Linked DNA regions of Homo sapiens: region 1 is linked to region 2. A link is a loop called in an ENCODE intact Hi-C map of the cell type or tissue named here. Cell type or tissue: HCT116. All regions are shown on one strand. Each heading gives the region's core, and the rest is flanking DNA. Links, peaks and the distances in the headings are about the cores only.

Evidence for each region. Hi-C counts contacts between places; a loop is a spot of excess contacts. Peaks named below come from ENCODE experiments on the same cell type or tissue, not always from the same donor. Only the 100,000 strongest peaks of a DNase experiment are listed, where the experiment ranks them.
Region 1: it touches region 2 in a loop (9-fold over the local background); 7 of 110 quality-filtered maps call a loop at or near these places.

What each region holds. Positions count from the first base shown.
Region 1 is chr20:20,399,419-20,416,320 of GRCh38, forward strand. RALGAPA2 (Ral GTPase activating protein catalytic subunit alpha 2) reads right to left here. Exons shown (of 40, transcript NM_020343.4): 38 at 12,609-12,730. Among named protein-coding and RNA genes, the nearest start is that of INSM1, 40 kb to the left of the region's middle. RefSeq lists an enhancer at 11,159-11,793. In HCT116, for the core only: a CTCF peak has its summit at 8,674 (motif pointing left); a DNase peak (open chromatin) is centred at 8,683.
Region 2 is chr20:20,073,917-20,090,818 of GRCh38, forward strand. It overlaps CFAP61 (cilia and flagella associated protein 61), which reads left to right. Exons shown (of 27, transcript NM_015585.4): 4 at 386-462; 5 at 1,273-1,340; 6 at 1,573-1,699. Among named protein-coding and RNA genes, the nearest start is that of CFAP61, 30 kb to the left of the region's middle. In HCT116, for the core only: a CTCF peak has its summit at 10,085 (motif pointing right); a DNase peak (open chromatin) is centred at 10,125; H3K27me3 peaks cover 1,122 bases.

The DNA of each region.
Region 1 (16,902 bases), core at 4,213-12,212, 320 kb after region 2:
ATTTGTGGTGCTGGGAATCGAAGCCAGCCCTACTCATATCTAAGAGTAGTTGAGTGAGACTCCTCGGGGACAGCCCTTAGCAGTTTAACTCAGACACCAAAAGGCCAAACTGTGGCCAACTGGCGGCTCAGACACAGAGTTGAGCCGGGGGAATCCAGAAGTCACTTTTGAAGAAAGATGTCTTGCTTCTTCCACCTTGTGTGACTTCTCCGATACTCTGGATATCAACAGGGATTTAAAGCAGCACAGGAAACAAGAGGCTGGCTGGAGATGTGTTGTGTTATGTGCGGCTCCGCCTAGCAGAGGCGTTCCAGGAATTGGTGGGCCTTTCTATGGCATGCTTTCTCCAGCTGTACTCACTGGGATAGCAAGAGAGCAAGGCTTTGAACCAAGCTTCTTGCCTCTGAAGAAAGGCTGCCATCCAGAACCGCCACCTGGGATGAGGCTGGGCAGGGTCAGGACAAGAAACGCTGCTGCCTGTCCTTGGATCCTGGTTACTGAACAGTCAGTGTGGAAAATGATTAACTGGTTCAAGATAATTAGGAAAGAGAATGATTTTGAGAGCTGGCATGGATGAGGGAGAGAAACAGTGGACTAGGGCTCCAGCTTTAGGCAAGTGCTAAATATCCTACCAGCAGGAAGGCGGACAGAGTGGGAGATCAGAGAGCTGTCTGGGCTATTCAGACCCCTTGGAATGGCTCTGAGGAAGGGAACAGGTGCAGGCAGTGGATGGGGTAAGCCCACACACTCAACACTGGCAACCCAAGGCCAGTGGGAATTAGCCAGCCTAATTAACATCTCCAAATGGCCCAAGGATGGCTTCCAGTATTTCCAATCCAGCAGCAGTGGCTGTGTCCTGGCCCTGGCTCTGACTCTGGGTTTGGCTTCCTCTTTCTGGTTGTTGGTCTTGCCCATCACCCTTGGTTCAGAAGCCGAAAGCTGGGACAGCTGGACAGGAAGGGAGGGAGGAAGGGAAAGTGCATGGAGCGTGTGCCTGTATACGTGCTGCTCCCGTGCAGGGGCTAAGTGAGCAGGTGGATCATTGGTAAAAAAAATTTTCCTGGCATTTTTTTCTTTCTCTCCCATGACTATAATGTACTTGTGTGTGGCTCTATGACTAAATTAAACTAAATTATAAATTTAAAATTAATATCTTGGTGTCAACTTTCTTGTTAGGCCATCATAAAGAAATGTTTCCAGACTCTCTCACTCTCATGGAACATAAACACCAAGATTTCCGCTGCATCTTAGCCATGGGAAGTCTGTGTACTTTACCAGACTGAATTCACATGAGTGAGTGGCCACAGAGGACCCGAACATTCACAGCAGCAATATTCACAGTGACCAAAAGTGGAAACAGCCCGAATGTCCATCAACTGGTGAATGGACCAATAAAATGTGGTCTATCCGTACAGCAGAATATTTGGCAATAAAAAGAAATGGAATACCGATATGGGCTACACATGGAGGCACCTTGAGAATATGCTAAAAGAAAGAAGTCAGCCACCAAAGACCACATATGGGATGATTTTATTTATATGAAATGTCCAGAATGGGCAGGTCCATAGACACAAAAAGTGGATTTGTGGTTATTTAGAGTTGAGGAGTGGGCGGGGAGAAGTGGGATTGCCTATCAGCAGGCTGTTTAAAAGGGGGGATGAAATGTTATAGAATTTGATTGTGGTAATGGTTGCATAACCTAATGAATAGACCAAAAACATCGACTTGTATACTTCATGTGGTTGAACTGCACAGTATGTGAATTAGATCTCAATAAGCTGGTTTTTAAAATGGCAAAATGGAATAGAAGGTGGTCTGGGTGGCACTACTATTCCCATGATTCCAAAAGTGACACAACAGAAGTGGCTCCAAGATTTTAGAAGAAAAATCCCCTGGGGCACCCAGGCAAGCAGGGGAATGAGGGCAGCTGTGAGGTTCTGTAGATGCCACCAGCACCTCTCCTGCTGTGCCACCCCCCAAACCTCACACCACCCTCAAAGCAAATAGGGCCAACCCACTGCTGGCACACTGCTTTTCAGTGACTTGTTTTCCCTTCCAGGGTGTCTCCCAAGCTTATTCTAACTTGAATTGATCTGTCTTAAAACAACTCAGGAGTGACCGGGGCAGTGAGGTGGGATTACTGTGTGATTTGTCCCAAGATACACTGGGAGTGTGTGTGCCACTCAGGACTATTTTTTAAAAGTTTCCCTAATAATCAACAGCTCAAGAAAATGTAGCAGTTAGATCCATGATGACTGTGGGAGGACAGTGAGTTCTAGGTATTTGTGTGAGGTGTCTGAGGAAACATTGCAGAAGCAATGGAAATGTCTGGTAGTTTTACCGATAAAAACTGTCTTGTCCCCAGAAAGGAATTTTGGCCCATAATTAAGATACTTCCTATATGTGAATTATTTCTGTGGTGCTCCTTTTGAATTGCAAAGTAGGCAACCCTTTAGCTAAATTTCTCAGTTATCCGTGCCAAAGTGGCATGGTCTTTGCCACTGTATAAATTGTACAGGCCATACATTCTAGAAAACAGTCCTTTCTGCCTTCAGGGAGGGACATTTTGCCATTGCCACTGAAGAAGGGCTCCTCTCCCCCACTGGGTTGTTCATTCCTGTGGGTGGGTCCCCCACAGCAGGCACGGAGAGGCAGCGGGGCTGTAGGGTGGAGCAATGAGTCCTGTCTGAGAATGGAGAGGCCTAAGTGCTCGAGCTCTGGTCTGGACATGACCAGCCACCTGGTGATGGAAAAACCAGCCTGCCTCCATTCCTCAACTGTCAGAGAAATCTTGCCCCATGGGAGGGGGGACTCTGGGGAAAGTGTGCAGTAAACTGCAAATCTCTACATGTACATAAAGAATGGTGACAGTTCACAGAGAGTCCTGGAGACCATTTTTGTAAGAGTAAAAAAAGCTAGGGAGCCTTGCCTCCCATCCTTGCCCTTCTGTGTCACTGAGTTGTTTAAAGTCTCTTGAATCACTTTCTGTGTAGTGGGGATGGCCATCTGCGCGATTCTTCACGCACACGCGTGCTCATGACCACTGGAACTTACAGGGATCTGCAGGGTCTTGAGGGCAGGGCGGGACACGTGGCTGAGCTCCACGTTCTGCCTGTCTGGGCAATCCAGGACAGGGGCTATGTTCTGTGGTGCTGGAGTGAGGGGGCACCGCTGAGGGCCCCTCTAGTGCCCCCCAGGGAATGTTCAGGCAGAACACCTATTGTATAAGCATAACATCTGTTCATTCACCAGACACATATGACATACCTGTTGCGTGCCCAGAGATGGGAATACATGGCGAGTAAACTGTCATGGAAGTTGTCCCCCATCCCCACAGTGCACCCTCCCCACTGAAGCCTGACTGACCTTCGTGGAAGAGTCATATCACAGCACTCTGCTGCTTCACATCTTTGTGTGCTGCCCATCTCACCAGAGCAAGAGCCAAGGTCTTGCCCTCTGCCCGTAAGGCCACTCTGACCTTCCTGTTCTTCCTGCCCACCCTGGCTCACTCAGCTCTAAGGAGGCTGGGCTCCTTGTTCCTTGATTGTGCCAGGAAAGTCCCTGCCTCAGGCCCTTCCACCTGCTCTTTCCTGCCCCTCCTTCCTTGTCATTTCTCACACGCCGCCTTTTCAGGGAGGCCTTCTCTGACCCCCTATTTTAAAGTGCGCCCCCACCCCAGGTGTGTTGGATTTTCTCAGTGGCACTCCCAAGGCTCTTTCCCTGTTGTCTTTTCTCCTCAGTACTCTTCAGCTCCTGAGAGCAGACACTGCCGTCTCCTTTCCCGTCTGGAAGGTGAGCCTCCAGTGAAGGAAGGGCTGCTGTCTGTCTTGCCCATCTCTGCAACTGGCATATTCAGTGTTTGGTAAACATTTATGGGATGAATGTCTGAAAACCCACTTTCGTGGGCTTTATGAGATGCTCTGAGGAGTGAAGCTGCAGTTCGCATCTACTTAAATTGTAGCAAAGGTGCATCCCTCTGTGTCCCCGGGTCTTAAGTGGACCTGAGTTTTAATATCTCAATTTGGCCTCTGGCAAGTTGCTAGCTTTGGGTAAGTGGGAGAAAGAGCAGAGTCAGCCTAGCGGGCTACAGATTTCCACTTCTGGCCTCCTCCTTCCTTCTCCGTGGTGATCTATTTCCTCTGGGACTCTCACATGTGATGCTGTTGGGTCAGCGACTGTCACCCTGGTCCGGAGCGCCCAGCCTCACGAAGCTGCATGCCCAGATGTTACCTGGAGGCTGTGGTGCTAACTGGAGTTGCGCTGTTTCTCCAGCTGCTTCTCTGCACCCTAGGGATGTAGCTAGGGAGCAGGGCTTCCCTAATGACTGCACGTGGGCTCTGGGATGCACGCTGACTGCAGAGTCTACCCATACACATTCAGCAGCACTGGCAAGGCAAGGTGTGCACACTTCCTGTTTTGCCTGAGATTAGGGGTATGGGGGAGTGGAACCTTCCCAAGCCATACCCATGATTCCTTTTCCATATCCTCAGGCAATCTCACAGATCACACAATCCCACACAGGAGAAGACAGATGCTGGGATGGTGGAGGCCACTGGTTCCCACCACAGGTCACAGCTGAGTGCTGCGGGAAAGGCAAGAGGAGCCTCTGCGTGGGGGCACAGGTAGGTGGAACGTGTCCTCTATGCATCTGGATTTTATTGTCTCATATTCTTGAAGTGGCCACAAAATAGAATAGGGTTTTCCCTATTCTTTCTCGGCATTGTCTACTGTGATGCTACTAGGTTTCTTGTGTACTGAGAAGTGAATTTGGCCACATCAATGCTGTAAATATGTAAAGTTACTTATTTCAAATGGATGGGCATGTTTCCCATTTTTAAGGGATTTTATTCCTTCTGCTGTTTGAGGGACTTTAAAGGCTAATGGGCAAAAAGGAACCGGCAGGTTTAGTTCCTGTTATCATCCTATATCTTCCTGGAAAAGGGTAGTACAAAATATTCTTTCTTCTTTCTGTCAGAAGACTTAACTGCGAATAAGAGAGGTTCCATTTGGCCTCTGCTTTGGTTTGGCTGTTCCTAAACAGGAATTTGAGCAAAACCACTGAGTCTTCTAGGAGGCCCCTCAGCAGCTGAGGTTGTGCATGCACCACCTGCTGAGCCAGGAGGACTTGAGGGCCAGTCACGATTCACAAGGAATGTGAACCCGGGGTGTCGGGAGCTTCAGGTTCTTCTGAAATACATTCTCAAGGTTATTTCAAATAAGCTTTAATTAAGAGTTATTTCCAAAAATTGTCTCTGAGAAAAATTCCTGGTACCTGCCAGCCATCTCTTGGCAACTGCTAAAGCGTCCCCTGAGCTGTAATTAGCAGTCAGGCAGGAGGAAGATGCCACCTGCACTTAAAACTCTGTAAGGACTGGGAACCCAGAACCTAACGCAGCATTTCACAGAAAAACCGCACCTTCAGAGTTCTGCCAAGGGAACAGATTCAGTGCAAGGTCACACTTCAAAATGAATGATCTCAGGCCGCTTCTTATTCTGGGAACCTATGAATACTCCCAGCACCAGCCCCAGGGTTGTCAGGAGTGTCACTGTCCCCGCAGTGGCTCTGAAACATGTGGTTTCTTTCTCTCTGCTCTTCTCACATTTACTATCCTCTATCTTTTTATTTTTGTCCATGGGCCTTCCAGTTCTCAGACATTAGGCAATGTGGGGAAGTTCCAAACCAACTGGCAGGATGCTTAGTAGAATATCTAATACAAACGAGGCAAGTTTTCATTCTCCTCAAGTTGACAAGGCAAATGGCATGGTCCATCTCAGGGAAATCTCAACCCAACTGGCCTAAACCACTGGCTGGCTATCTTTTTGACATGTGGTTATAGTTTGGAGGAAACTTATCTGAGCTTATTAATAAATAGCCATTTTTTTTGTGTGTGGCTCACGAGTGTCTGCTTTTCTCCAATAAGACTTCAAGCTTCACAAGGGAAGGAGAGACACAGGCCTGCATGAGATTCCCAGAGCCTTAGTTTGTGTTGCCTGAAGTGCCCTGCACAGTCCTGCTCAGTGGCAGCCTCCAGGGGCAACAAGGACCACGTCAGAGATGGTAACATCTGACAGGTAGCAGTGGCACTTTCCTAGCCAAGCAAATGAAAAGAATGCTTGTCTCATCTCTTCCAGAGCTGACACTGAGGAGAGTAAAAAAGTTTTAAAAGAACAAAGGGATGAAGAAGCACGAAGCCTAAAGTGGTGCTAAACAAGGTGATCGATAATTCCCTTTAAAACCCTCGAGACCATCTACGAAAGCACCTCGAATCAAGTTTCAGTTACTCGGTCTGTGGATTCGCTGGCTCCTGACTTCCCCTGCCTTTCTCCACACCGGCTTCTTATCAGATTTCTTGTCGGTGGCCCACTTTCACTAAGAGACTGGGAAGGAGGGGACAGATGAAACATAATTACGAGTGTTTGCTCTGCATCTTGCATCAGGCCCACACATCTGTGGTCTAGAGACACACCTGTGCTGCTTAAAGCAACAGCCTGATTCCTTTCTGTCCTCCTTTCTATTCACTCCTGTTGCATGTAGGAAAGAAATCCCATGTACCAGTCTCTAAAGAATTTACAGTCCATTATGGAGAGGAGACACACACGCAGGATAAAGGCTTACATATGCTAAGGAAAATCAAGATATATGTAACCACAAGTCGGATGGCACTAAAATTAAGGCCTAAATATTTCAGAGAGGATTTAGGGCAGTGGTTCTCAGTCCTGCCTGCACGTTAAAATACCCTCAGTTTTTTCTTTTTTTTCTTTTTTAAAATTCCATGCTCAGGTCACACCCCAGACCAATAAATCCGAATCTAGTGGAGGGACTCAAGCATCGGTATCTTTACAGCTTCACAGGGGATTCCAATGTGAAGCCAGAATTGAATCCCACTGGGTCTTGGTGATGGAATGATAGCTGGTAAAAAAAACTTTCTATCAATGTTGTACCATCTTTCCAAGAAGAATACATCTTAAATTGGAAAAAAATCAAAGCAAAAGTGGTCAGAATCAAGCCGGTTATGAGGGAAGGAAGACTTGGGCTGTGTCCAGAAGGGATTATGGGGGTAGAAGAAACATCTGTCCAAGGCAGTTGTCTGTAGGACATGTGGCAACACTTTGGCCAGCTACAGCCAAGTGTGCTGAGGGTGCTGAGTGGGATGGCTGAGTTATTGAATAGATGGTCATATAAGATAGTTTGTATTTAAGGAAAACTTTTGGGTCAGGTGCAGTGGCACACACCTGTAATCCTAGTACTTTGGGAGGCTGAGGTGGGCAGATCGCTTGAACCCAGGAGTTCAAGACCAGCCTGGGTAACATGGTGAACCCCTGTCTCTATAAGAAATACAGAAATTAGCTGCATGTGGTGGCTTATGCCTGTAGTTCCAGCTACTCAGGAGGCTGAGGCTAGAGGATTGCTCGAGCCTGGGACGGGAAGGATGCAGTGGGCTGTGCTCACACCAATGCAATCCAGGCCTGGGCGACAGAGTGAGACCAAAAGGGAAAACTTCTGTATTATCTGAATAGAGTAAAATTTGACTCTGGCCTTTAGTATGAATAAAGAGCTGGTAGCTACGGCTCTGATTATGGGATTATCACTATAGGGTGGGCACAGGGCTGGCATTTCCATGTGAAATGGGGAGGTGAAGATTGAGTTGGCACTGATTCCAACTTGCCCATGACCTTCGGTGGTCCCTTCCTGGGTTGGTCTTCAGCTTGCTCCAAATTAATGTGACAGGGTTAGACATGATCTTTCCTGAAGTCCCTTCTAGTTCAACATTCTATGATGTTCTTTGCTGGCTTCAGCAAAGTTATGGGGAAGCTGAACACATACAATTCAAAAGAAGCACTATTAATTAAAACCGTATTAAGACCACTTTAACAGGGAGGGAATGAATATGAATGTGATGAGTCTGTCACATGACTATCCTTTCAATGAGCGGGGAAACTCTTTTTGGTGGTTTGGGTTAGGATTTACTTGTGCTGTTTCTGGGAATTAACTTGATTATTAACTGCCCAGTGAAACGGCCAAGGAAGACTGCCTGTCAGGACTGCATGCGGAATGACGAGCTGCATATGGCGCGGAGGCCTTAGCAAGCAAAAGCTGGGTGTAGCCATATCCCTCTGGGCAAAGGCTGGTGAGTTCTAAGAGGAGTTTGTGTAGTGTCTACATCTCAGATTTGCTTTGGGGCGAATGTGTAACATAAGTGCCTCCATCTGCAGTTTTAGGAGAAGATTTTATTGGCCACCAAAATGACTCAGTGACACCAGGCAGAGTCTTCTGGCAAAGGTTCTGCAAACTTAACATAACGACTGTGTTGTAGAAGAAAAGCTACAGAAGTCTTTTTCATTAGGTAAGTGGCAATAATAACCCTTTCCACGAGGGCATCCAAGCAATTGTGTGAAAGATGAAAGTTTGCAGTTTTGTGCAGTAGCAGGAATGGCAGTGGCATCCTAAGACCGACTCAGACTAATCTGGTTTAAGCTCCAAATACGACCTACATTAAAAGTGGCAGACTCTGATGAAGCATAGTGAGGAATTTTCTCCCACTTGTTCTAAATCCTGGAGCCTTGACAATCCAGCCTATCATAAAGGAGGAAGTATTTCTGACCATATCTTGGAGAAATCAAATGCTGTGTTTATGCAGGGCTAACAAATAAACAAAGACCTGTGCTCCCTCTGCTGGCTCTCTATAGCAATATTGAAGCAGAAAGGAACCATACGTAGTATTGGCATCTTCAGCAAACACAAGTCAGTTTGGGTATTCCGAGAAGAACCACTCATTTAACTTGGTTTTGAACATTCTTTGAGAAAAATCTATCAACTTCTGACAAAGGCACTTGGAAATTCTTAAAATTAGATATTAAATGAGACATACCTGTAGCCCTTGGCTACCAGATTGCTAGCTGTGACCGTAATAGTGATCTGGGGATTGATTGATCAACAGACACAAGTGGATTCCTCCAAAATTTTTAGATCCAGACACAATCTTTAAGGCAGTTCTGAAAAAAATCTCAGGTCCAATGTAAAGTTCCTTTTTTTCTCTTTTATAAGAGCAACTTCTAAAAAGCAAAGATTTACACTATTTATATCTTTTCTGATAATGTCAAACACTAGACTTGATTTTCCAAATCATTAGCATGCAGAAGAATGACCTCATGGTGAACAGATGCACTTGGCTGTGAGCTGCAGTGATTACATCAGTCCCTCCCAGCAGTCGAGGGTGCCCATTCCAGTTAACCCTTTCAAGGCCTCTCTGCCGGTCCCTCTTTCTTGGTGATATGATTGAAAGCACAAATTTAGTCCCCCACCCCAATATGTGTGTGTGTGTGAGAGAGAAATGTATATGTGTATATAAATGTATTTATACATAAAACATATATATGTTAATTGCAACCAATATTTTAATACTGGCTACATTTTAGATTATTTAATGCTGGTCAAAAAAGGAAGGTAAACTATAGTGCTAGGTAAAAAAGTAGTTGAAATATCTTTACATGTCAGGTGTTATCAATACAAGTAATGGATGGAATAGATACAAGGTAGATACGATGGTCTTTAAAAATATTTTCTCATTAGGAAAATAGATTTTGTTTTGAAAGCTCTTTGAAAAATGCCGAGCGCTCATATATTAGCAGCTACACCACCATGTGTGGTTGACGGCGCATCCTGAACGCAAGCCTGTTCACCTGGCCAACCCACCCCCGCAGGGCTTGTTGGGCGGATGGGTAACAGCACCTGGATGGGGAGAGTCAGAAGCAGAGGGCATTTTCCAACAGTGGAAGCTTCAGGCACAGGCCATTCCCACCGAGTGCATCTCCCACTTTTACTTCAGACTTAAAGGCTGATTTTGGGGCTTTCCCTCTAGAAGTGGGGGCTGCATGCTGCTTTCTGGCTTGCTGCTACCAATACAGTGCAGAATGAATGCAGTGTTCAGGTGATGCTCCCTCTTCATTAATAATAAAGTCCTGGTGGTGAGGATACAAAGAAAACCTAGGAGCCCCTAATTCCTCAGATTGTGCATACGCATGTGAGCCCAAGCCCAAGGCCCTGCTTTGATGACACTGAGGGCCAGAGATGGTCTGATTGGGTCCTAAGTGCACTGTGGGAGCTTAAGCCGCTCAGGGTCAATTTTTCCAGTTGGCTTGTTGCTTGGAAGAACAGACTTCACCTCAATTTCTTAGTTTAAGCTGGCTGGCTCATCTGGGTTTGATCGCCCTTGTCCCAAGAACATAACAGTGTAAACAAATGACAAATGTTTTCATCTGTAGAAGTAGTAACAGATAGTGGACAGGGATTCCTCAAAAGCGAAGCCAGTATGTAAGCTAGAAGATGCTTCCGAAAACGTGCTTGTCTATGGTGCTGAAATGCTCTGTCCTCATTGTACTGCCCCACATTTCAGTTCAAATCAAGATTATATCTAGTTCATTCCTACTCAGCGTTATGAGAAGATATGCAAAGAATTAAAACAGAACATTATGCCTAGACTTAAAAATCACACTTAAGGATAGGCATGATAGACGTATAAAAATGTTTCCCACTCAACACTGAATTCCTTAAACCATGAACACTATGAAATGTAATACTGATGTTAATAATTTGAAAAGCGGAGGGAGTAGCATTTGTCTTGATATTCCATGTTTGGTTTCACGTTCCTTTTAGAAGAGTTCCAATGCCCACCCTCACATGCTGTCAGAATCTTCATTCTGCTAAGCAATTTTCAAAAATATGACGTTCTTGAAGAAGCCTATTGACAATCCTCTCCAAGTAGAGTTCTTAAAAACTCAAATTGCTCCTAGAATCTCACTCATTTCTATTGGTTTAAATAATTATGGATGTTTGGAAAAGATCAAATTAGTTTATACAGAGGCTAAAATATACATAGAAAACAAAGTCCATCATTATTCATTTTGATAATATCTTAATAATCTTAAGAATGTAACAGTTAAGGAATGAAAACATCTAGTTATTATTTACGTGTTTAATTTTAAGAAGTAAAAAGCTTTCTCAAGAGTTAAACAAACAAACAAAAAACAAAAAACAACCTGCACTGAAAAATCAAGTCCTCACGAAGAGGGGAATAATCTCATGAGGGTGGGAAAAAGCTGAATGAGATCTTTTTAAAATTAGCTTTGCTACAGATCCCTCATGTTCTTTCACTGAAAAATTAGAAACGATTTAAAATCTCTAGCCAGACCGAGTATGAAATCTTCATTTCCCTTGAAACGAATTTGTTTTTGTCTTAGATAGAATGTTGGCAGAGTGTATAAAAGAATTCAATTCACAGCTGTTCCACTTTTTTAATGTAAGAAACATTAATCAAAGCTTTAAGTTATAAGCTTTTCTCATGTTGCTTAGTATTCCAGTTCAACAAAGATCAATAGAGGCCATCCCAGTGTTCCTTGACGCCTCACCAGGAAGCAGAGGCGTGATTATGCAAATCACGCTGCTCCTGCACCTCTGCCAGCCTGCTTATCTCCCAAGCCTTCTGCCTGCTGCTCCTGGCTCCCTGCGCAAGTGCGTGCCTCTCCCTCTTATCTCCCAACAAAGCTCTGAGAGGCAAGGATTGAGGCCAGCGATGTTAAACAATGATGCATGGCTGATTTTATTTGTAAGTGATTTATTTCACTGGATTTAATTTTTTTTCACTTTGTGTATAAGATATTTGTTAACAAGTCAGAATAGGAGAAGTAAGGCAGTGTTCAGAGACAATTGACACAGGTTAGAAATCTATTAAGCACTCTAACAGTTTCATTTAAAGCAGTGGAAGAAGAAGGAAGCTCCTCACTGAGAATCTCAACATGCATTGGCTAAATATCCCATTTATTCTCTGAAAGGCAATTAATCTGTAATTATATGCAGAAATTTACAAGTAATAATTCTATTATTTGAAAGAAACACACAGTAATCACATAATCTGTTTAAGTGGCAATACATGTATTTTTCCCCCCAAACTGGAAATATAAAAAGAATAAAAACCTAAAAACAAGGAAATCTATGGAAACTTTCACAATTTTCCACTGGCCCTAATAAATGAAAATTATTGTAAGCTAGTTTCTAAACGGGTTCCACACCAGGTGCTGCTCCGGTCGGCGGCTTGTCCACATGACACAAACCACTCCAGAGAGACACGCACACTGCACTGCTGTAATGATGGACCCCGGGACACTGTCCTTCCATGTCTCCTGCATTAATCCCTGACCTTCGAATCTCGGCAGCATAATCCCCATTTAGCATTAGTAGCAACGGCTTCCACTGTGAGGAACTCTTTTTTGATAAGTAAGCACTGATTCGGGCATCGCTTTTAAACAGCATATTCCCAGCTCAGCAAGAAACCCACACTCCTGAATGAACCGGAGCACATTACTGAGAAAAAGTTCATTAACCTTGCTAGATTTGAAGGTTAACAGGATAGCTGAAGAAAGGAACTGAGTGAACAGCTCGAATACAAAACAAATTAAAATGAATGTCATCATTCCTTTTGATATTCATTAGTTGATTCAGAGGGAGAATGCTCTTCTTAAATTTGCAAAGCATTTATCTGTGAAAAACAGGTGTACATCTGCTGCTCGAATGCGTCTTAAGCGCGTGAGAGAAGAATAATGTAGACACTCACCCGTTCCGCTGAGGGAGTAGCTGGGAGAGGGAGAAAAGACTTGGGCTGCGAAATCCTCGAATGTCATTACTTCGCGGTGGTTCTGAATTATTGCTTCGAGATACAGAGCTCGCTCTTCATAGCTGCGGTAATCGGTTAAGGAAACAAGTGCACGTGCAAAGTGGCATGCAGAGCAGTGACAGAATTCACTTTTAATACCGTTGTGCAATTTTTTCTGTGTAAAAAAGTATCCTGCAGGTTCTTTACCATCTTGCAGAAAATTAAGTATTAGTCATAATTCATACCCAAATTCTGGTTTTGAGACCTAAGTTTCTCTTAGACTTTAATTGCATTAAATACTAATAACACTAAAAAACATGTAAAGCAACAGTTACAGAATAACATCATAAGATCATTAGGGTCGATTTAAACAAAAACAGGAGATACTGATTGCAATAGCATCTCTTTCCACTGACAGTGGTAGATCTTTTACATCCTATTTCAGTGGATAAAACATTCTTAGCCTACTGACATATGAGTTGATACTTCAAGCAACTTGGTGATACGACAGTGCAGACGCTTCTTAAAAATAAGAAGATGCAAGTTACTGGGAAGAGAGAAGGCTAGGAAGATAGATTCTGAGGGGGCATCAGAGCCTCTAACCAAGACAAGCTGTGAACATTGGAAAATAAGAACTACTATGTGAGAGAATCTACCAAGAGTGCACAGTGCAATTTAAAAAAAAAAGACTACTGCCTTTTAATTAAAACTGCAGTCTGGAACACACAGCATTCAAATGTGTAATCAAAAACCAGTCACCAATAAAACTTACAAGCGTAACACACTGAAGCAACTTTCCAGCTGTCTTAATAGGACCCCTGCGTGTGGCAGGCTTTCACAGGGCAGAAAGCAAATCTTCCCCTTTTGTGTGTGGCTTCTGTTTCCTTAGAAGGTGAATCATGCACTTCCAATAACAGGATAACGTCAGAACAATCCCACAATGGATGGAGGCACTGCACATACGACGTTATGAATTAACACTTGGGGAAGTCCGCATGACGTCTCATTTTCCCCTTCCTCATTATCAATGCAAAAGTTAAAAGACATGTTTCAGTCGTTTTGAAAATCATGCTAATTCTCCGGGAACACAGGGAATGCGGATCACCATCAGTTTATTATTGGCAGCTCCAGAAGAGGAAAAGTAACTCTAGCATTTCTCACTACATTTTCAAACTATCTTTTCAAAATGGCCTCTTTAAAAATACAAGTTGGTGACAATTATGTCCTTTCAATCAGCCTTCAAGACAGCACGTGTTTTTAAATGGTCAAATACTTTTCTGCTTTCTTATGGCAAAGTGTGCACACCGATCTCTAAATGCAGGCTCTTCCTCTCCCTACTCCTTCAGTTATATTCAGAGGATAATTTTCATACCGTGAGGAGACCAGAGGCATTCTAGGGCTGTGCTATCCCATACAGTAGCCACAAGCCACACGTGGATATCTCATTTTAAATCTGAATTAATTAAAGTAAAGAGCTAAAATTCAGTTGCTTTGCCCCTCCCCCCACCTTGCTATATTTTAAGCACTCAATAGCCGCACGTGGCTAGGGGTTCTATACTGGATCGCACAGATACAGGATGTGCCTGTCACCGTGGAAAGCACTACTGGACAGCGTGCTGCCAGAATTTCTCCGTAAGTTTGTTCTATACAACCTCAAGCAAGGAAAATGTGTTTGAAGATTTCCAAAGTGGCCCCTCTAATGATTTATGATCTTTTATATAGATGGGCACAACCGCCCAAGGCCTGGGCAGCATGAGCCTGAACTGGCTTCTTGACTGTGGGCTGAACTCCTGGTGACTCGCCTTAATGAACAGGCTGCCAAACTTCCTCAGCGAGAGGCGCCTGCTCAGGCCCAATTCTAGAGGGACCCACTAATGCCATTCACGTCTCATTATGAACACACTTATTCTGCACAGCACTTGGCTGTCGCCACGGCTCGGCCCTCCGTGCATGGCCCCAGCAAGCCGCTGGTCCGGGGAACAGCAGGACGTTAGGCCTGAGTGGCCGTCTGGCGAACAGGCACTCTGACACTAAGCTGGCACGTGCTGGCCCAGCAGGGGCTGAGCGAGGCGTGACAAATTACTCAAAGAGCTGAGCTAAACTTATGGCTGACAACCACCTGAGCCTTTGGACCGCCGTGGCCCGCTGTCAACGCTCAATTCATGGCTCCCCCTTTCAGTCCATCGTCTGCTTGTGGGCCTGGGTTAGAGCAAGCACGTCCCTCTAAAGACCTGTCATGCTCTGCCTAGCATCGTCCTGCTGTTTCCTCAAAGGCCCCACTGCGTCCAACACATCCACATACAGTGCTTGGGACAATGGTGAACAAAAAGGAAATGCGTGCGCATTTTGCTAACTACTCTGCGGAAGCCACGTATCTGGAAAGTGGCTGGCTATGTTAATCAAGCTCATGATCAAACCTACAAAGGGACGTTTTGCATAATACCAGATGAACTGACCCCAGACGGCAGCCCACCGTCCCAATCCTGGATGGCACTATCATAAGCTTGTTCTTGTCATAAGCTTGTCCTTGTCAAGGCTGAGAGATCTGGGCACCTTAGAGGAAGTCCAGCACTATATTTAGAGGAGTAATAATGAAGTTGTGAGATTCTCTGATTCAATGAATATTTATGGTCTGACTCCTAAATTAAGGCAGTAGGAGACAGAAAACATAAAGGTGCTTCCAGAACTGGATCCTGGAGGAGCAAGTGTTTCCTTCATAGAAGGTTCCTGACCCTGCCATGCATGCCCCCGACTGTCACACACAGCCCACACTCTCCCGCCCACTAACTGGAGTGTTAACAGTGCTAAACTGGGTGCTGTCATTTAGACAAACATCCATTAGGGATTGGGGTGAGACCAGGAGATCATCAAATACATTTTCGCTCATGGCCCAAGCCAGGGCATGTAAACACCCTGACAAAGAGAAAACAAATATCCCCTTAGCTCTGGCAGCGTTTAGAAACAGCCAAGGAGCTTGTGGGTGCCAAAAATCATTTCTTTTAGTAGCCATAAAAAACACAGCGCTGGGATCTTAACTGAATTAATTGCAAGGGCAATTTGGAGCAGTATCATCTGACATTTTCTTATCTAATATCCTTAGGGCTTCAATGCTGGTTGCTTTCTATAACAAAGGGCATTTATAATCTAGACATCAAAATGCTTGTAAGCTTTTCACATGTAAGACATGTTAAAATGTTAAGTGAATGCTGAAATAATGCTGATCCCTGGACGGTCAAAGACCTTTCACTGAAAGAGGCACCAGGTCACCAATCCGATCCCTGTTTCAATACTAGCCATGGCCCTTTTGTTCCCTTAAAAAGTTTACTAACAAATGTGTAACTTTTAATTCTGTTCTGAATTATTATCTCATGAAAAGCCACACACAACAAAGTACTTTTTTAAAGAGCAGTTTTCCCCTGGATTACTCAATTCAGGGAACATTCAAATTACTGACCAGAAACCCATCTTGGCTTCTGGACATTTCTCAGTTTCTTTAGCCACTCATTCTGTTCACATTTTCACATATGAATTTTTATCAAGAATTTTGATTAAGAGACAGGCCTGTAGTCCCAGTGACTCAGGAGGCTGAGGTGGGAGGATCACTTGAGCCCAAGAGTTTGAGTCCAGCCTGGGCAACATAGCAAGATTCTGTCTCTAGAATAAAAAATAAAAAAATGGATAATATTCCTCTACTTTACTAAAGAGGTTATACGCCTTTACTGGTTACATTTTATCAAAAATTTCCAAGAGAACTTCTCGAGACTCTCAAGACACACCCTGCTGAATCTGCAGAGCTGTAAGAATCTGAGAATCTGAACCTGTCCCCCAACTTTACTCTCATTATTGTTTGTTTTAGGTTTTAGAAATGACAGTAGCAGCATGACAGTCAGGAAGGAGCTTGTATTTTGGTGGAAGGAAGGCAGGGTTTGAATCTCAGCTGCCCTTTTCCCTGCTAGGTGTTGATGTCCCCATTTTACATGTGAGACAGCTGAGGCAAGTGGTTCCGACTCCAGCCTCAGTTGTCCTACTAAATGTAAAATGGGGACAACAACGCCTGTTCTCAGGACGGCTGGGAAGATTAAATAGAATCCTATATATGAAGCATCTACCTGGGTTCCAGCACAAAAAGAAAAGCATGATAAATCTGGATTGACTCCTCCCTGCCTCTACCATGTGGGCCTAGGGTTTTGTTGCAGAAAGAATGTAGTAGGTAAGCTGGAGGAGAGTTCTGTGTCAGGCTCCATGGCAAGCAAAC
Region 2 (16,902 bases), core at 5,153-13,152:
AGAGCGCCGGGAAAAGGGTGATTGTCTTTCACTTGGCATAGACACCCCTGAGGACAAGACTACTGAGTTAATAATCGATTTCACTCCCCTGCAGGCTCTCCCGCAGCTCATTCGTGAGGGCAGGAGGAAGGGCGGGTGCTCTGGACTCATTTACAGTCCCTGTTTCCTTAAATAATTGTGAGTAAGGAGGACAGAAGGCGGCAAACGGAGTCAGTGAGACAGCTCAAATGCCGCCTGGGTGTTGCATCACTTAGACATAAAATATCAACCCTAAATGCCAGGCTGTTCTGTGTCTGTGGATGCCCCGAAACCCTCTTTCCACCCTGTGCTGACCTAGCCCGAATACTGACTCAGCCTTTAATCCGTGTTCTCTCTTCTTCTGCAGCCCCTGAATACGTTGTTCATGCACCTCTTTGTGGCCGTGGATGAGTATTCTGTTGGCTGTTGCAAAGAGATTCTTCGGTGAGTGGATATGGCCGTGCAGTGGTGAACATGAAAGAGACTGTGTGGATAGTTTTGAAATATTTTTTAAAAGACATGAAATTCTTTGGGGTGTTTAATTTGCTTGTAATTTGTGGCTATATTAAAATATTTACTTTGAATAGCAATGATATTTCTGAAAGGAGATAGTTCTTTGAATCTATTGTCCATTCTGCACGCTGTTATCATTTGAGGCAAACAGATAGTGCAGTAATTTAAAGAAATGGATTTAGGTTGAGGGGAGTAGGAGAAGAATTAAGTGTCGCAAGCTTGGACATTTCTAAAAACTGCTTTTCTTTATCTTATCTTTAGAAATGTTTATTAACATGACAGACTTCAAAGCATCCTGAATAATAGGATGCATGGAAAATGACCAGCAGGGCTACCGAGTCATGGCGATGTGTCTCTGACAGCCTCTGACAGCCTGCACAGACATTTGGGGGTGGTGGTCACAGCTTTCAAGTCACTTTGTAATGTCACACCAGACCGTCCAGATGCCAGGTCAAAGGTTAATATTAGCAGAAATCTGGTGTGCCATATGAACATGGCACCCTTTATTCTCTCTGCCTCCATGGGACAGATCGAAAAGGGGCCCTTTAGAACCCAAGGAAAAGTAGAGAAGAAAAAGAAATTGCCTTGAGGCTGTTCTTGCCATTGCAGGTGGGGAGCAAAGGAGCCCATGTGGATTTAGGAACACCTCACCTTTTTAGTGACAGCATTTGTCTTCATCAAGTGCCAGCTGATGGGATTGCTTTGTTAGTAACACTGCCCCACCCTCTCTTTCCTCACCAGAACCGTGTATAAGGCAGTGCCAGAGCTGCACTTCATATTTCTCATCGTGCCATCCTACATGAGCCTAGGTAAGGCCCGCCCAACCACCTCTGGTCCCCGGTAGCAAACATTGAAAATTCACTCCCAGAATGGTGCTTTGGGGAATGAGAAATAAGAGTGGTCTCCAGGTCCTCAATGTACCATGTGCATATTTTATTAGAACAATTAAGCACAATTTAGAATGGAAACTACATTTTGTTCTGACATCCCAAATTTATTTCTTGATAAATAAGGACATGTTTCTTTATCTCTGTGATTTAGGCTCAACTCTCATAACTGTTTTTGACCAAGTGGGGAACATCCCGTGTCTGACGTATGAGGAAGACTTTGCAGTGCATATATGTCACAGGCACAGCCACTATCCTCAGCTGCACGTTCGCAAAGCCAGGTACAGTTGGAGTCATGCCTTGTGTGACCTAAGCTTCACTGGGACAGTCATCTTCCCAAGACTCTTTAAACTACCAATGCTAAGTGACTATAGCTTAGATCAAAATTTTTTACAATACTCATAAGCATTACTTCATTTGGATATCTTTATAGTTCCCCTTAATGACATTATTTGCAGGACTATCTGATGATACTCATTTGGTTCTATGTGGCTATAACATTATTCATTGACTCCTTAGGGGTTTCTGAAAACACACAATCCTAGGTCCCACACCAGTAAGATAACTTTCAAATAAAACAAGCTTAAAAATGAACCTGCCTATTCAGTTTTCTCGGTAAAACCCACCTATTTTCTGACATTCAGTGAATGAGGATGCTGTTGACCCCAAAGAGGGGTTTTCCAAATTGAAGGTCTCTACCATCAGGTGCCCCAAGTCCAGCAGTCTTAGGGAGATGGCTGTGGCAGTGTTTTCCAAAGATGGCTGCCACACTACTTTCCACCCCGCAGGCTACTCTTTGATGTGACTTTGCCACTCCTCTCTTCAAGCCTTGGGCGCTCCGTCCTCTCTTCCTGAAGCTGGGTGGGTTGTGACTGCTTTGACCAGTAGACCGTGGCCAAAGGGATGCTCTGGGACTTGTGAGGCTGGGAAGCTTCTGCCTGGCTCTCTCAGGATGCTTGCTCTGGAGGAAGCCAGCCATATGTAAGAAGTCTGGAGAAGCCACATGTTCGCAAGGGGAGGGGTGGTTGACAGCCCCAGCTGGGCTCCCGCTGACAGTTAGCTTCCACTGCCTGTGGTGTGAATGAGCCATTGTGGACACCCAGCCCAGGAGAGCCCCATATATCTACAGCACAGCTGACATCTGATCGCAGCCACATGACAGACCCCAAGTGAGGATGCCCAGCTGAGCCCTGCCAGAGTTCTGACTCACAAAACCATGAGCAATGTAGAGTGGCTGTTTGGAAATAAGAGTGCATTATGAAATCATCTCACAGAGGTGGTTGCTTGGCTTATCAGTGAAGAATAAATTGTATCTTTTGGGATCAGCCATTGCTGTGTTTGAGGAATGCTGACTTTCTTTAGAAAAGTATTTTAAAAGTTTTAAAAACTTTATAAAAGTAAGAGCCTATGATTTACCAGGCATGTAGCAGTGGTATGGCATCGTTGTTAAGAGTTTGTAATGCTGGCATCGGATAGATCTGGATTCTGATCTTGGCTCTCCTGCTCACGAGGTGGGTTAACTTACAAAAGGAACGTGACATCTGCGGGGGTGTAAGTTCCCTCTGTCAGTGGGTGTAAGCGTATTGTCTACAGCACAAGATTGTGATGATTGTGAGCTAATGAACATCAAGCACTTAGCACACTTCCTGCCACATGTAAGGGCCCAATAAATATTAAATATTATTATGACAAAGGGGCTTAGAGTTAAGTGGTGGGGAGAGACTCATCTTCAGTTAACTGTCATGTTGGTAGCTGAGAAGCGGGATGCACAGACAGAGATGAAGACAGCTTCATTACAACTGCTCCTCCGCCCAAAAAAACCCCTCTAAATGTCCATCCACCAGTTAATGTTGTTTACCCTTATAAACTGTGGTACATCCATACAGTGGATGCTACTCAGCAATTCAGTGGAATGAACCATTTACATATAGTAGCATGAATCAATCTCAGAAGGTTTATGCTGAGTGAAGGCAGACTTAGAAAAGCATATACAGTACTGCTGATTACACTTTTGTGATATACAAAATGGGTGAAAAGCATCCACAGAGATAGGAATCAGATAGAGATAGAAACCAAGATCATGGAGATCATGACACAGGCTGGAATTCTAGCAGCGACAGGTCACAGAGATCCAGGTTGTTGACAGCAAGAGTCAGACTCTGTAAAATGTTTGAAGAGGTTTATTCTGAGCCAAATACAAGTGACCAGGGCTTTGACACAGCCCCAGGAGGTCCTGAGAACATGTGCCTGAAGTGGTTGGGCTACAGCTTGGTTTTATACATTTTAGGGAGATATAAGACACAAATCAATAAATGTAAGATGTGCATTGGTTCAGTCTGGAAAGACAGGACAACTCAAAGCAGAGAAGAGCCTTCCAGGTCATAGGCGGATTCAAAGATTTTCTGATTGGCAGTTGATTGAAAGGGTTTATCTAAAGACCTGGAATCAATATGAGGGAGTGTCTGGGTTAAGATAGGGGTTGTGGAGACAGAGGTTCTTATTGTGCAGATGAGGCCTCCAGGTAGCAGGCTTCAGAGAGAATAGATTGTAAATCTTTTTTATCAGACTTAAAAATATGCCTGACTCTTAGTTAATTCTCTCTTGGATCAGGAAAAATGCCTGGAAAGGAAGGGGATTCACCACAGAATGTAGAATTTTCTCCGAAGAGACAGTTTTGCAGGGTCATTTCAAAGTATGTCAAAGAAATATATTTTGGGGTAAAAAACTTCAGTTTATTTCAGGGCCTGCCCTGCTGTCATGTTTGTATCTTATTCCTACAAAGAGTCTGTTCTGTCATTCTTAAGATCTCTGTTTTCATGTTAATCCTGGTCAAATGTTCCTAAATTCCAAAGGGAAAGTATAATGAGGCATGACCGACCACCCAATCCCATCATGCGCTGAACTGGTATTTCAGGTTTATGTTAGAATACCCTTGGCTGAGAGGAGGAGTCCATTCCATTGGTTTGGGGGAGCTTAGAATTTTATTTTTGGTTACGTGGTAGGGAAAGGATCAGGTCAGGTGCATAGATACAGAGAGACATGTTAGAGAGTAGCGCTTGGCTACCAGTTGGATGGAGGAGTTGAGGGATGAGGAGTTTATGGTAATTCAGGGTTTTCAAGTTTAGGGGAAATGGTGCTTTCATTAACTGAAAGTAGAAATAATAGATTTAAATGGACAGGAGAAGGTAGGAAATAGAAACAGAGGGAGAAGCCAGGTTTGAGATACACATTTGTGAGTTGTCAGTTTGTCAGTAAGTGGGGAGATCATGAAATGAAGGAGATTGTCTTGCTGAGGGGGAGATTGCACAGTGAAAAAGCACAGGACCAGGGCAGAACTTTGAAAGATGAAAATGAGCTATGAATAATGAAAACTAGAAGAGAGGGAGAGGAATACAGAAGAAATTAAGACTCATAAAGTGGCAAAAGATGCAGGGAAATGAAATTATTTAAGTAAAAGAGAAGCCATTAGATTTGGCAATTTAAAAAGGCACAGATAGGATGAATAAAACTGATACTTCCAGCCAAACTGACCAAGAAAAAAGACAAATTGCCAGTATCAGGAATGAAAGAGGTGGTATCACTTACAGATCCTACAGGCATTGAAAGATTAATATGGGGACATTACAGATAACTCAATGTCGATAAATCTAACAATTTAGATAAAAATGGGCCAACTACTTTAGGAACACAAATTACCAAAACTCATTTAAGAAAAAATAGGTAACTTGGATGCTTCCGTATCTATTAAAGAAAAATCAGATGAACTTTGGGTGAGAGGAAGGGGGCCCTCCTGCCCAGACATTGGCCTCTCCCCAACCCACAGCCTGATTTGCTCTTTTTCTCCTCTTTTTCTCTTGTTCTCATGACTCTGAACTCTGCCTTCCTCAGGACCTAGTCCTCAGTTTTCTCTCAAGCTCATCCCTTTGACTCCTCTGTGCCAACCTTGCCACTCAGTAACCAGTGCCCTACTTCTGAACTCTTGGTTTGGGGTGTGGTCTTGTCACTCCTTGAAGGGCAGAGTTTCACAGGAGAGGCCAAATTGCAGTGAGCGGAATAAATGGGAGGTAAGGAAATGAAAGCAAAGGAGTAGTCAGTGCTATTTTTTTTTTCCTTTTTGCTGGAGAAAGTCACTGCTCTTCAGAGAAGTTTTGTGTTGAAGGGAAGCAGAGAGAGGGAGGCCAGAAACCTACCTGCAGATGCTGAACATTATGCAAACAGTGTAATGTGATCCCGTTTTTCCTATCCACGTGGAGCATTTTATTTGCATTCTGAGAGCGGGGCAGCATGTCTCTTAACGAAGTTCACCAAGAAGCAGATGAACTTCAGATACATATTATCTACCTAATTTAGTTTGAGAGAAGAAAATTCCTCATATAAAATGATCTTTCATTACTTTCTTTTTATTAATAGCTAAATAATCCTCTCTTTATAAAACCCTTTGATAATGATACAAATACTAATGCAAGCCAAAGGCAGTCTGAAGAAATGGAATTTTGTGTATGAAATGACATTTTTAATTGGTTCTCTCATGTCTTTCAAATTTTTATTCCTGATTTATAAAGTGTCTCTTGTTAGTGTCAGGGGAGGCAAATAGACCCTCCTGTCCTTCAGGAAATTATATTTTTTAAAGAAATATTACCTTCAGTTTTTAAATTACAAGAATCTCCACAAATTAATTACTTAGGATCTTGTAAGTAGTGTAACAATTGTTACACTTTTATATTCATTTTAAAATCTCTCATTTTTTATGCCATTTACTAATTTTTTGGGGAGATGGGTTTATTTAATAAAATGAATTCTAGTTTCAAATCATAAAACTTAAAAGTAAAAGTTATTCTTTCATTTTTCTGTGTATGTAACTATACACACACAAGTATAGTGGCATACATGCACTCTCTCTACATATATACCTATATATATCTCCATGATCATATGTTCTGTTAATTATATTTTTCACTTAACATAGCATCTCATCATTTATCATCTTTAGAGATCAATTTCTTTCTTTTCTGATGGTGCCTGGTCCATGATGGCCTAACCATCATGTAGCTCTAATACAATTCATTTAGCTCTTGCTTATTTATGGAAATTTAATTTAAGTTGTTTCCTGTAAAAAATTTACCACTTTTTCTATAAAAAATAATACTGTAGTAAACAGCATTGTACATATATCATCCAGCATTCATATATAGTAGTGTACAACAGATAACTAAATGTGGAATTTGGTGTAGGAAATACCCAGATGTTTGCAAATTCTAAGATTTAAAAATAGATGCCACCAAATTATTCAACGTAAATATCATATCCATTTATATTCTGACCAAATAGAGTTGTTTCCTTACATCTTCATCAGTGCTGAGTATTTTCAGTTATTAAAACTGTTTCCTGGCCGGGCACAGTGGTTCACACCTGTAATCCCAGCACTTTGGGAGGCTGAGGCAGGCAGATCACGAGGTCAAGAGATTGAGACCATCTTGGCCAACATGGTGAAACCCCGTCTCTTCTAAAAATACAAAAATTAACTGGGCGTGGTGGCATGCATCTGTAGTCCCAGCTACTCGGGAGGCTGAGGCAGGAGAATCTCTTGAACCTGGGAGGCGGAGGTTGCAGTGATCCGAGATTGTGCCATTGTACTCCAGCCTGGCGACAGAGCAAGACTCCATCTCAAAAAAAAAAAGAAAAGAAAAAAGGTTCCCTGTTAGACCAAAATAGTATTTTGTTGCTTTAAATTGCATTTGTCTAAATCTGTGAGAGTTTGAGTGCCATTTTACAGGTTCCATTTTAAATGAATAAAATACTTGAATTTAAAGTAACTTCCAGTTAAGCTATCATCCTACCAGATGATTAAACATGTTCCTACAAAGTAGGCAATTCTAGACAATTCCAAAGGATTGGGCAGGGGATAGATATGAGTTACTTACAACTGACAAAGGCAAATTTCTAAAAGTATTTTCTTAAGTTTTAGTCAGGATACCCGATTTGTATCTTGGGAATTATCATTTTCTGGAGGTATGTAGGGCTTAATTAAGGACTTTCAACTTAGTTATTCAGCAAGGGATTATTGTAATAGAAAACTTGTATATAAATCCAACACTGAAAATGACATGTATAGAAGCAGCCCATTCAAAAATTCCCTATTCCTTTCACTTTTTAGTAAGGTATTGTCTGTTAATTTACTCGCTAATAGCCTACTTGTCACTCAGGATGCAGGGTGCAGGAGAAAAGATGTGGGATGTGCTCAGCCCAGTGCCAGGCTCCCAGTAAGCATTTGGTAACAGATGGTTATGGTTTGGTCTCCCTTTCTGCCTCCTTTCCTACACCCCTTCCTTCTTTTCTTCCATTTTTCTCTTGAAAACTTGAGTGCTATGGACTATAACCTTCAGTGGACAAGGTTCACAAAACTTGAAATAAACCTGGATACCTTAACCTGAGGTCTTGCACATACAGCCCCTGATGTGCCCATAGAAAATCTGAAAGAAGCAAAACACAAGAGGAATGATAGCAAAGAGGTGACAGTGGGTACTTTGCAGTGAGGAAGGGATGTTTATTAGAAGATAAGTGGACAGTAGTGAATTCGTGTGGAAATGGTGACAGTATGGCAGTCAGTGCCTTTGCCTGCAGAAGGTAGAGAGTGTGGCACATTTTAGAAAGCCCTCTATCCACATGTTCAGATTCGAGTTTTGATACTTGCAGGCACAGAATTTCATGTATCTGGAGATTGCAGTTGTGTGGACTACCTCCCTCCTTAACAACGCTAGAAAAATGGAGACTTTACAGAACATCAAATGGGCGTGGCTGTGTGCCTCTTAGGTTGCCTCCTTTCTCTTATTTCCCTCACATGTATTTTTTGACATCCGTTTCAACGATAGTTACTTGCACTGATAGTTAATGGTGAAGAACACAATTCGTAAGACACTGAACCAGTGAAGGGTTTGGGGATGTAATTATCCTTCAGCCATTTGGCTAGTGACACATTCAAAACCAATGAATTAACACTGTAATCCCCTGTCCTGTTTCTTTGATTTACCCATGTGGAAAATTATGCTGTAATCTGCCCATCTACTTAGACAGTAATTAGTGAAGTTACTGTTCTGTACTTTTCATACTATCTGAAATAAAGCATAGCTACTTCTGGACACACCTCTAAAATCTACAGTGGGCTTAATTAATCATCCATGGTGGATTTGAGATGTGTTCAGATTTAGAAACTACTGGCATGCTCTTTTTCTGGGGGAAAACCTGTCTTTTTCAAGTCCTCCTGGGGCTGGGAGGAGACTTGGCCAAGGAAAGGATTATGTGCTTTCAAACAATGTTGTGAAATAACTGGTTTCCTTAGTGGAGTATTGCTTCTTTGTTGATAACAATGGTTGATTAAATTGGCTCAACCTTGTTGCTTTTTAAAATAGATGAAAAATCTCTAATCATCAGGGAAATGCAAATTAAACCACAGTGAGATACTACTACCTTACTCCTGCAAGGATGGCCATAATTTAAAAGTCAAAAAACAGCAGATGTTGGCATGGATGTGGTGAAAAAGAACACTTTTACGCTGCTGGTGGGAATGTAAACTAGTACAACCACTATGGAAAACAGTGTGGAGATTCCTTAAAGAACTAAAAGTAGAGCTACCACTCAATCCAGCAATCCCACTACTGGGAATCTACACAAAGGAAAATAAGTTATTATATGAAAAAGATACATGTATACACACGTTTATAGCAGCACAATTTACAATTGCAAGGATATGGAACCAACCTAAGTGCCCATCGACCAATGAGTGGTTAAAGGAAATGTGATATTCATACACCGTGGAATACTACTCAGCCATAAAAATGAACAAAATAATGTCTTTTGTTGCACCTTGGATGAAGCTGGAGGCCATTATTCTAAGTGAAGTAACTCAGGAATGGAAAACCAAATACCGTATGTTCTCACTTGTAAGTGGGAGCTAAGCTATGAGGACACAAAGGCATACAGAGTGACATAGTGGACCGTGGGGGCTGGGGAGGGGGAGGTTCGGAGGGGGTGAGGAATAAAATCCAACCTATTGGGTACAGTGTACACTGCTCAGGTGATGGGTGCACTAAAATCTCAGAATTCACTACTAAGGAACTCATCCATTTGACTAAAAACCACCTGTATTCCCAAAACTATTGAAATTAAAAGAAATAAAATAGATGAAAAAAACATTCTTTAAGATTTAAGATGGGTGGTTTGTAATTACAAACTTTTAACTCTTAAGGCAATCATTTTAATGAAACATTTGATAGTCCCATGTCATGCTTTTTAGAAATCCACTTAAACTTGACTTCTGAGCAATTTCATATGAATAATTATGAATATCCTAAAGCATTCCAAAAGAAGGGATAGGGCAATTACAGATTTCCCCCAACAATCTTCATGAATAAGACTGGTAAGTGACCACCAAGTCTATGGTGGAGCCAAGTCCAGCTGGAGCCATACTAGCCCAGGATGGACGTTTAGATCAGATGTGCTTTGAAAAGCACATGACAAATTTGAGCTTAAAACCCTTCATAATTTTTAAAATCATGACATTTTCCAAGGACTAGAAGCTAAATGACTCCAAAACCCATTTGGAAGTTCTACAGTGGAATACTATATGGAGTTTAGAAATGATAGATTTGATTTTCTTAAAGAAGACCACTAGAGGTCACAAGAGATCTTGAAAAGAAAAAGGGTGCTTGGTTTTGCATACCTGAAGTGAAAGAAAAATCTAGTTGACGCCGATCTTAGGTTCTCCTACCCCATGTTGAGATGGTGTTCATGGTAAAAAGTTGGCTTAACTAGAACACACTGCATTCTCTATCACTACCACTAAATTAGATTTTCTATGACTTGTTTTCTTAATTCACTGGTTTCTTAAAATACACACACACACAGGTTTGAAGAAATATATTTATGGTGTTTGAAGTGACAACATTCAGTTGTACATTTTACAACTGTACATTTTAAAGTCCAGCTTTAAATACAAATCCTCTCTGGATATGGAGAATATCATCAGACAGGAATGAGGAGGCTGTGCCAGGATTCTGGATGCGGAGGTGGCCTGCTGCTGCTGCTGCTGCTGCTGCTGCTGCTGCTGCTGTCACTCCAGTCCTTAAGTGTGAGTTTTCCATCTGTGCATTTGCAGTGGTTTCTGTGCTGGCAGGGAAGTGATGCACACCTCTCAGACTCGAGGGAAGCAGGCCTGCAGGTTTTCCTCTGGGGCCGTAATCATGTAGTGCAGCAGCCAGGCTGTGGAGGTGATGAAGCAATGTCAGGATCTGCGTGTCACCCAGAGACCCATCAGGCTGCGAGGGAGAGTTCTGCATGTTCTGGATGTCGCGGTGCTCCTAGCAAGCTCAGCTAACCGACTGGTGGAAGTGCTGAGGGAGTTTGTCCTCACTTCTCCCCACCTTCCAGGAAGCCAGTGAGAGCTACCGGCTCATTTCTAGCTGTGGACTTAGAAGACACCCATTTCCCAAGTAGGGTGTCCTGAAAGGGGGTTGATTTCCTTAAGGTGTGTGTTCAACTCCATTTCACATGGCACAGTTTTCAGAGTCTGATGGAAATCTGGGTGTCTGAGAGATTGATAAGTGTTTATGAGGTGGACCTTTTGTTTCCTCCAGGGAAGTTAAAATAAAATATTGTATAATTGATGACGTTAACAAGCACATTGCTGCCCCCTCCAAGACACATTCAGAATGGAAGATATAAAGTAACTTTGCTTTTCGCTCAGAGAATTGTACTATTTCCGTTGCACTCTGTGCTGATCTATAAACTCCGCATCTTCATCGCCACTGGAACACTGTGCGGCCTGTCAGTGCCAGGGCATGTGACGCTGCGGTGCCAAATTCACAGTGGCTCTCCTTGCATCCTGACTTTGACAGGCAGCGCTCATTGCCTCAGAACAGTCACGTTGAAACATTTGACTGCATGAGTTGTTTTCCATAGCTGGGGTGTTTTGTTTCTGTGGGGCTGGACTTTGTCATATGCCATTTGAGACTATGTGAGGCTGATGTCATACTTTATCATTAGCACTCGGGCTGATGCAAGATCATAAATTATCAATTACCCCAAGGAATGCATTTAGCAGAACAAGTTCCTCTTTATCCATTTTGGGAAAGGGCTTAAGAGAGAGCCTCTTCAGAACTCCAAGATTTGGATGTTTTTCTATTTTTCCCAGAAGAATTCGTGTTGAGGTATGATTATGGATAACTTTGTTAACGGGCTGCTGAGGTTCATGAGCAGGCCTAGGGCTCTGGGTCTTTCGGAACCTTTATTCCTGATGTTTATAGCTACAGAGTAATATTTCTGTGTCCATCGTATATTTAAAAGCCTATGGTGCACAGTTGATTGTGTGTGATTGCTGTCTTCATTCACTTAAATGATTAGGTTATTGAATTATTTTTCCATTATTTAAAATGTCTGTTAATAAATATTGATGCAACCTTTTATTTTTGGCAAAACGTTTGAAAATGGATTTGTTGACTACTCTCTCCTAGAATTTTTTACAAATTATTCTTAGCCAATATCATCAAGGACTCTTTTTTACAGAGAAAAGCCACCACCTCTTATTAGCAATGCCCTTTTGGCAGGTTAAGTGGGGAAGTGAGTTGTTCCTGGAATGTTCTAGGCTTTTTCTGCCAAGGTTCTGAGGGCTCACGTGGAGAACAAACACTTGCTAAGGACTTAGTGTGCCCCAGAGAGCAGGCTTTAGTGCGTCATCTGTGTCTTGCAGCTATTCTTGTCCCTACCTGTTTTTTGTACATGAGAAAACCAAGTCTTAGCATTGAAGTGACTTTGCCAGTTTCTTTTTTTTTTTTCTTTCAAATTTTATTATTATTATACTTTAAGTTTTAGGGTACATGTGCACAATGTGCAGGTTTGTTACATGTGTGTACATGTGCCATACTGGTGTGCTGCACCCATTAACTCATCATTTAGTATTAGGTATATCTCCTAATGCTATCCCTCCCCCCTCCCCCCACCCCACAACAGTCCCTGGAGTGTGATGTTCCCCTTCCTGTGTCCATGTGTTCTCATTGTTCAATTCCCACCTATGAGTGAGAACATGCAGTGTTTGGTTTTTTTGTCCTTGAGATAGTTTGCTGAGAATGATGGTTTCCAGCTTCATCCATGTCCCTACAAAGGACATGAACTCATCATTTTTTATGGACTTTGCCGGTTTCTTAGTCAGTAGAGTCAGAAGGCTAAGTAGAGGGGCTGTGATGCCACCAGCATGGGACCATAGGTTCAGACTGCCCAGACGCTGCCCCTTGGGCATAAAAATTCTGCCCTTCACTGCTGTCAGTGTAAATGGGACCCTTGGCAAGGTCTCAGCACAAGGTAAGGGCCCAGTTCACGTTGGCTATTGCTGCTGGGTTACATGCTAAAGAACTGCTACAGAATTCCTTCTGTGTCCCTAAAGAGCATTTTCCGTGGTTGGGAAGATGCCACACCTTGGCCGTAAGAATTAGCACCAGAACTGGACAATATATATCCAGTGATGATCCCATCATTGGGTTCCTGGGAAGGGAAGTTGGGAGAGAAGAGTCACCGGAGGGTGTAGGGTGGAGATGAGCTTTGGAGGATGCTGGAATTGGGGATAGGCAAGGGGATCAGAGCACTGGCTAGAAATAGAGGTGGGAAGGAGGGAAGATGGTGAAGTCTCCTTCTAGAGACAATAAGTAAATCAACTTGTATCATTATTGGTGACTAGGGTGGAAAGATGCAGGCAAAGAATTTTGTGCCCATCCCAGAAACAGTGGGGAGCTTGCAAAAGTGGAGTTTTAAAAAAATAATTTCAATTTTTATTTTAGATTTAGGGGGTACATGTGCAGGTTTGTTACCCGGGTATATTGCATGATGCTGAGATTTGGGGTACAATTGATCCCATCACCCAGGTACTGAGCATAGTACTCAACAGTTTTTCAACCCATACCCTGCTCCTTCTCTCCCCTCCCTAGAAGTCCCCAGTGTCTATCGTTACCATCTTTATGTCCCTGAGTGCCCATTGTTTAGCTCCTACTTATAAGTGAAAACATGCAGTATTTGTTTTTTTGTTCCTGCATTAATTCACTTAGGGTAATGACCTTCAGCTGCAACCATGTTGCTGCAAAGGACATGATTTCATTATTTCTTATGGCTGCATGTAAAAGTTTTAAAGTAAGATGAAGAAAGCAGGGTTTTAAGAAGATTAGTGATGGTGGATGGAATGACAGAGTTTCTCCTTACAGTAGTCAATGGGAAGTGAGTGCAGTGATTCAAGCTTCTGTAGTAAGAAACTCTCTTATTCCACCCACTGACTGTAGAAATTCTTCAGTTCTTTTTGGTTTCTCCTGCCTAAGTAATAATGATAATAACAATAACATTGCACATAACCCTTTTTTAACGTTTGCTATTTTTGTGACAGATGCACACACGGTAACATAGAGAGGTAAAGTACCCAAGGTCACAGCTGGGCAGAAGCAGGATCCAGACCCAGGCAGCCTGGCTCCCCCGCTCAGGCTGTGACCACTATGCTGTATCATTTTTTTTTTTCTAATCTCTTCAAGAGCACCATAAGACTTAATGCATTTATGGTGGCGCCTCAGTCCACTGGGCCACAGGTGACCACCGATAATGCTCAGTGATCACATGCAGAAATAGATGGACAAGTGGTCAAGGCCCTACCTTTTGTAAATTATTGCAGGGCTGAAATAGCTTGAAAAATGACTGCAGCATCAGTAGTACAGTCATACCCATTCAAAAAATGGTTGACATTTGTTTCTGGCTTCCTGTTTTAGCCTCATCACTAGAAATTCCTGCTGATGCCCTTGCATCATGGAATAAGACTGTTTGGTGGTGATGACATCAGGGCCAGGTTGACAGTTTTAAAAAACAAAGGATCTGGTTGCCTGGTTAAGGACCCTTTGCTGTCTCTCCTTCCAGAGAGTTTTGACAAGAGGTGTATTAGTCCATTCTCACACTACTATAAGGACATACCTGAGACTAGACTATTTATGAAGGAAAGAGGTTTAATTGACTCACAGTTCTGCAGCGCTGGGGAGGCATCAGGAAACTTACAATCATGGTGGAAGGGGAAGCAAACACATCTTTCTTCACAAGGCAGCAAGAAAGAACAATGAGAGCCGAGTGAAAGGGGAGGCCCCTTATAAAACCATCATATCTCCTGAGAACCTTCTCACTATCATGAGAATAGCATGGGGGCAGTCACCCCCATGATTCAATTACCTCCCACCAGCTTCCTCCCATGACATGTGGGGATTATGGGAACTACAATTCAAGATGAGATTTGGGTGGGGACACAGCCAAACCATATCAAGAGGTTAACAAGAAGATTCAACCTGTGGAGTCATGGTGATGGTCCCTCCCATCCCGAGTTGTCATCTTCTGTGTGTGTTTTTTCCTCCTTGTACCGTGGTCTTGTTGGCTGGCTCCCTCCTTCCCTCTGAAGTTTTATAGACCAGAGACCTGGCTTTTCAACTGTGTAGTTCTTCCATCAAGATACTTACTGTTTTTAATGAAAAACCAGCATCATTTCAACCGTTACACTTGTGTCAGCAGAGGCAAAGGTTTCATCCTGGGAGCAGGGTGAAGATTTTCATCCAGAGTGCATGCGGTCATTCAGTTTAAAGCATTTAGACTTAGGAAGTGCAGCTGTGGCAGGATCAGGGGATTCGTTCCTGCAGGGCGCAGGAGGAATGGTGGCAGGGCTGGCAGGACGATAACCTCTGGCCCCTAGCCAAGGACTCCCCTCTCAACTCTTTTGCTTCCAGCTACAAATGTTCAAAAGAAGAGTCAAAATAAAGGAAGATTTTGAAGTGCATTGTCAGCTTAGCAGAGTGTGAAGGCAGGGCTTAAGTCACTAGACCAGAGCTCATATCACGGCTCTGCTGCCAACTATTTCTGTCATCTCAGGCAAAGCATTTCCTCATCCCCATGGGCCTTGCTCTCCTCCCTCTGCAAAGTGAAAATGGCAGTGCCACCCTCCTGGGATCACTGTGAGAAACACAGTAGCAGAAATCATCTGGATAAAGCCCTGAGCTTTATATATATATATATATACTGATCACTCAGTAGATGGAGCTGCTATTAACGTCAAAGAGAACATACTAGAAGATAAAATGGGATGATGAAGATGGTAGCATAGTAAAGCTAGGGGGAGGAAATAGACATTAGTAGCCAAAGCAGATATACTAGAAAAAAATAACACAATGCTGAAACATTTTTACAGAAAGAGTATCAGAGAAAAAAAAAAAAAAGCAAAGTATAAGAACATCCCACACAGGTAAAAAAGAGCACTAAACTTACCCAAGAATGTGCTAAAAAGAAGAAAGGAGTGTTAAATCCTGCAGCAAGATGGAACACAGGAGCTAGCCTCCCCAAGCTGCAATAAATCTGGTTTTTGTTCCCACCTGCCACCGCCCCCTGTGCCAGACTAGTTGTCAAGGTCTCTGTAGAGGGTCCTGAGAATGGAAGCGGAGTGGATGTCCCCAGGAGGGTGAGCAGTGCTCCATCACTTCACCAGCCTTCCCCTCCATGGCAAGTGCAGAGGCATCTCAGGAATAAAGGATGCCATGGGCCAGTGTTTGAAAAATGCATAAACAAGGTTAAATATTCTTTACTGTAGTGCTTCTCAGAGTCTTTAATATGTAACTATGAAACAGGAAGGGACTTATAGTGGTTACTGTTTTTAGGCATTGGAATTCTTTGGGCTGAGAGGATGCTCGGGACAATATCATAGTGGTGTTTCTTAGAACATCCTTGGGAAGTGCTGCCCCTAGTCTCTTGTCCTTTGGCCCATGACAAGTGCTTCCCTGCATCCCACACCCACACATGCCAACTGTGTTCCCTCTGCCTGCAATGTTCCACTTCTAGGTTTCAACATAGCTTCTTCCCTTTCTGTTCATTCAGCTCTCAGCTCAGATGACCCTCCTCATAGAGGTCCTCCCTGACCACTTGACCCTCTCACTCTCTATCCCAAAGCATGTATCATTATTTGAAATGTTTAGAATTGTCTAAATTGGTTACATCTTTATTGTCTGTTTCTCCTATTAGAAGGAAAGTTCAGGCCAGGCGTGGCAGCTCACATTTGTAATCCCAGCACTCTGGGAGGCCGAGGCAGGCAGATCATGAGGTCAAGAGATAGAAACCATCCTGGCCAACATGGTGAAACCCTATCTCTACTAAAAATACAAAAATTAGCTGGGCGTGGTGGTGCATGCCTATAGTCCCACCTACTCGGGAGGCTGAGGCAGGAGAATCGCTTGAACCCGGGAAGCAGAGGTTGCAATGAGCCGAGATCACGCCACTGCATTCCAGTCTGGCAACAGAGTGAGACTCCCTCTCAAAAAAAAAAAAAAAAAAAAAAAAGAAGGAAAGTTGATATCATGAGTGTTGCTCTAGCCCCGGCACTTAGAACAGGGTCTGGCACACAGTTGGTGCCCTGTTGAAGGAAAAAAATGAGTGAACGAACACT